Regions from separate parts of the Homo sapiens genome. Here region 2 is linked to region 1. The links are chromatin loops, found by intact Hi-C in ENCODE. Cell type or tissue: PC-3. All regions are shown on one strand.

Region 1 (2,500 bases):
TGATTCAGTAGATCTGCGGTGAGGCACAAAAAGGTGCATTTCTAACGAGTTCCCAGGTGATGCGGTATGCTGCTGGTCCAGGGACCACACTTTGAGAATCATTATTTAATAGTGATTTCAGCGTAACAGCGGTAGATGTTTCTTGTTAGTTTTGGACAAAGTCACCTTAAAAACCAAAACCAAAAGCAAAAACCTCAACCATTTAATACTGCTCAAGCCTGAGGCATAAGCTAATACTCTTTCTTCCTAGAATGGTGCAAATGGACTTGCTTAAATAGCAACTGCTTCAAACTGTCTGAAACCCACTGAAATCTACCCGTTAGAATACTTGGTACACCTAATTTGCCAAGAGAACCGGTTGATGATAGAAGGTATCCTTTGATACTGTATTTTTCGATCTCAGGAAAACTCACTGGCATTCATCAGCAAGAACATGAGTCAGGAATCCCTTGAAGCACAGAAATACAGATCTCTGAATGGAGATGAAAACTATCATTTATTTCAATTGAATTTAGTTTCATTAAAAAATTCTATGATAACATTAAAACAGAAACAGGACGTTTATATGACTGTCTTTAACCTCAAAAGTCCAAATAAACATATAGACATTTTGAATATAGCTATCGTTTTAACAAACCTCATTATGATCACTGATGCAATTTCAGTCACCTAAAATACGAACCATGACTATTAATAAACATTTACTGTGTGTGGTTTGTTGGACTGAACATTAACCATACGTGTATTTCTAAGTACTAGGAGTTGAACAGCTACTACGGTCAATGTATTTTGGCAGTTAGCTGTGTGTGGTGTGTGCTTTTTAAGGCTTCACTCAATAAAACATCTGTTGCTCTCTGCTGATGAGCAAAAAACTTGCTATACGAAGGACAAATATATGTATACAAACAAATGCACACGTGTGCATGTCTATATACATATATGCAATTTCAGGGAGGTGACACCTTATTCTGAGAGGTCATGAGACTCCACTTCAAACCATAATAGTAAAACCTTTAGTAAACTGAACTCAACATATTACAGCCACCATCATCAGGAAAAATTAAAGACTCATAGTTCAAATAAAGTACAAAAGGTCCCAGGAAGTATTGTGGTTTGTTGATTCATTCAACAGAAAGCCCAAATGACAATGCTATTAGTGGTCAGGAGTAAACTAACCTGGACAGGCTCATGAAAATGAACCCCTGGATGCATCCTGAGAACGTACTGCATAATTATAGTCAATGCTTGCAATAATTTTCAGTTTGTCTCATCACGTTAGCAGAGCCTATTCATGCAATTTAGAAAGGATTTCAATACAGCCCAAACCAAAAGGCTTACAGTCAACAGAGGGTTAGCCTTCCATAAATGAGAAATCCAAAAAAGAATAATGCCACGTATTTCAGGAATGTCGGTTAGAGGTTTGGCCTTCTTGGGAAGTGTCACAATGCTGAGTCTAAAACTGCAACAGTTACCGTGTCCAAGTCATGCAACTCTAAAGGAGGATGGACGGTCACATTTGTGTCCTTCAGTATCAAAGCACCTTTAAGGGCTTCCATTTTGAGAAAGTAGTATTTTCTCTTCCTTCTCTTTTAGAACATATGATAAAATATTGCCCTTCTATCCTTTAACCATGTATCCATTTTTTTTTTTGATGGGGAGTAAGGGGTACACACTCCCTACTACAATGTCACAAACTTTTTCTTTTTGTTGTTCCTATTGGTTGTAACTGTACTATTTTCTAACAAGAAGCCTTCAGGGGAAATAATGGATCCTAGTTATGTCAAAGAAAACAATGAGACAAAATGGCAACTTCACAGTCTTCAAGTAAATAGAATCCCTGATATAAATGGAAATTAACATGTAATTTTGGGGGCAATAAAAACAACAACAAAAACCTGTGACAACTTTGTCCTACTCCTTTAAAAATGAGCTTTGACTCTGTAGTCTCTTAAGGCACAAAACCTGATAGACGGCATTTAACTGGTGGCCTGCACCTCTGATTTGGATTTTAAAAAACAACTATTGACATTTAAATAAAAATAAACCATTTTGTTAGAGCTGGAGATCCTTGGATAAGTTGGGAGAAATATTCAAATGAACTAGCATCTTGTATGTATAAATATTTGTTGCCAAAGTAAAAAAAAGTACAATGTGGTTTACATAGTCCAAAAACTAGTGGAAAATGCCTTCGGAACGGACTTGACATTTTGGTTGGATTCACAGTGCTGTCTCGAAAATAGTTAAGGTCGAGGGCTGTCCATTGGAAGTGTTTGTAACCATGTGGTCAGTGTGACCAATATGTGGATAATTTCTTTTGAAGTATACCTAGAAAAAAAAAAGGTAAGCATAAAAAGAATGTTTCAAAATTTTAAAGTCTCCTCCCTGAAACAATGCACTTCTGTGTCTACTTCTTCATGTGAAGCAAATCATATCCCTCACTGAGGCACAATTTAAGAACAGGGATGAATCTACTGTACAGAGAAATTAGCCCCACTAAAAC
Region 2 (2,500 bases), 300 kb before region 1:
TTAATCGTGAAAATTATTTTGACACATAAAAAGGGAGAAGGATTGTGAAAATGTGTTTTATATTAGTGAGTTAAGTGATTTTATACTATTCAAATTTAAGTGTAAAAATCTACTGCAATAAATTATTACATTAGAAATGTTTGTATATATGATTGAAATGTATGCTTACATGTGCAATGTCTTATAGGAATAATATATGTAAGGTTCCTTGGCTATAGTTTTTTCCAGTATACATTTACAATATTGTCTGTCTAGTGATATTAAATGAGCCAAATTTGAACACTCTCAAGTCCAAGAATGTTGAACTGTGGGAAACAAAGGTGTCATAAGAAGAAAATGACTATTTGTGTGCTTGTCTATTCACCAAATGAAACTTCCCACATTTCAAAATAGGAAAGATTTGGTTTTAGTTCTTGGCTTCTAGGGGATCAATATTCTTGGCCTAACCCTTCACAACCAAAGAAAGAGCCCTCATAATCGGCCATTCATTAAAGAAAGGCAATGTGGCATTGCTGTTATTAACCAGCCTTCACACCTCTTGCCTGAATCTGGTTGAGCTTTTAACAAAGTAAATTTTCAAGCCATTTTCATTCATATGTACCAAAATGTAAATTTGCTTTTAATTTCCTCATATCTTGTGTTTGAATTGATAGAGGTATATTTTTATTCTTGCTCAGTTTTGTCCTAAAGATTAAAAAAATCCCAGCATATAGGAAATGGAATAGTCTGTGTGAGTGAATAGTGAAGGAAAATAAATTGAAAGAGAATTGTAAGTTTGATGAGCTTTATTTTGTCAACTCTTGATTGTAAACACCTAAAGAACAGTATAGATTTGATCGGTAGAATTCGTGTGGGTCTGTATTTCCCTTGCGGCCACAGTGATATATGTGATCGCAAATGTATCTAGTCGGAAACTGAGTGACACTCCCTCAGAAAAAGTTGTGGGCCTGTGTAAATTGAGTTTCCTCTTTTCCCCCTTCAATTCTCCCCAGAAAATAGTCTCTTTTCAATTCTAAAACTTTCACTAGGAGGCAGCAATGAGATTGTTGGGGAATAAAAAATACCTTGGCAACACGACAGGCTGGCTTGCTTGCTTTCTCTTCCACAAGGGAGGGGAGAATTCTTGGGTCCCAATGTGAACAGAATCATTGTCCCCCATCATTTCATCCTCCTCTCTCTCATTGGATTTTCACCTAGGTGGCTCATTGTCACATTTTTCTAGAACCATAGGGATGATAAAGCAGCAAGCCAATGGGGTAATGAGAGGTGACTAGATGGAAGTGATGGGCAGTGAAGGTGATACCTTCAAAGTGCAGAGGCCAAATAATCATTCATGGACACTGAGAGCTGACAGCTGTTGTTAGAGAATGTTGGAGATCTGTTCTTAAGCAAGTGCAGTGGAAGAATTCAGAAGCTTTCATACCTGCATAGAGAGGTGATATAGCCTGTTTGTCCTGTTAAGAAGAAAATGAGAAGACTGTGACAACAGCCAACCCTGAGGCTTTTGCCACAGTTCTCTGGTCTCACTCCTATTAGCCCCCAAAAGGGGGAAAAATCCCAAACACATGATCTCCGTAAAGCCCAAGAGACAAAAAGAGCTGTTTGAGGTCAAGTCATGATGGAAAGCAACGGCTGTAAGAGTGGCCCTTCACCAGTGCCTGCTAATTTTTTTATCCTTTTGAGATTTCTGTCCTTTTATTCTCACTGTTACTGCCACACTTGGAAACTGGGAATATACAGATCAATCATGGAGAACACCTTTCCTCATGTCTCCTGAGCAGGGCTCAAGCAGGCTGACATTTTCAAAAGGAGCCTTACCTAGAGGATAGAGCAGGAAAAACAATGTCAAAAACAGTCCCCTCTTGCCCCCCGCAAAAAAAAAAATAAGAGAAAAAAGACAATACAAATAATTCAAAACAGACAACTTCACAAAGTACCTATGTCAAATCCCAAGAATCCTATAAAAGCATAATTTTCTTAGGATAAGAACCTTTTTTGTTTTGTAAGTGAGAGGGAGCTAATCTTGAATAAAACTAGAAATGAATGAGGAGGGTTGGATAGTGAGGGTGTCATTGGCCTGGGTAGTGAAAACTTCCAGCCTTCTGTAGCTATTACATGAGGAGACTGGCTTTTGGTAGGGTGGGGTTCCTTGTGAATGATGAATCACCAACCATGCCCCCGTTTATTTTGAGAAGAACAAACCTGAGAAAGGGGGTTCTCTTAAATATCCCAGCAGGGTGGTAGATAAGCCATGCTTCTGGCTTTACAGAAGTCACTCTGACTGTCCCCCTCTTCCAGCTTCTGGCTTGCCCAGCCCTGTGCCTTCCTCCCACTCATATTCAGGTTCCTATCTAAGGACGGGTCTGCTTTAGAGCTAAATTGCTGAGTGGCTCTGCTTCTTAAAAGAATAAAAAAATACATAGCTATCAGTTATTGAGTTTTAAGATACCACACCTTTTGCACACATTATTCTATTTAACTTTTAGGAAAACCCTGTGAT

Evidence for each region. Peaks named below come from ENCODE experiments on the same cell type or tissue, not always from the same donor. Only the 100,000 strongest peaks of a DNase experiment are listed, where the experiment ranks them.
Region 2: a loop joins it to region 1, with 3.0 times the contacts of the local background. A loop is called at or near these places in 1 of 110 quality-filtered maps.

Annotation. Positions count from the first base shown.
Region 1 is chr13:95,019,358-95,021,857 of GRCh38, forward strand. ABCC4 (ATP binding cassette subfamily C member 4 (PEL blood group)) reads right to left here. Exons shown (of 31, transcript NM_005845.5): 31 at 478-2,325. The coding sequence ends at 2,218. Among named protein-coding and RNA genes, the nearest start is that of LINC00557, 61 kb to the left of the region's middle. In PC-3, no CTCF peak of the experiment used is centred here; a DNase peak (open chromatin) is centred at 1,154; H3K4me3 peaks cover 829 bases; H3K27ac peaks cover 2,500 bases.
Region 2 is chr13:94,715,173-94,717,672 of GRCh38, forward strand. SOX21-AS1 (SOX21 antisense RNA 1) reads left to right here. Exons shown (of 2, transcript NR_046514.1): 2 at 1-773. Among named protein-coding and RNA genes, the nearest start is that of SOX21-AS1, 3.7 kb to the left of the region's middle. In PC-3, a CTCF peak has its summit at 1,045 (motif pointing right); no DNase peak of the experiment used is centred here; H3K4me3 peaks cover 888 bases.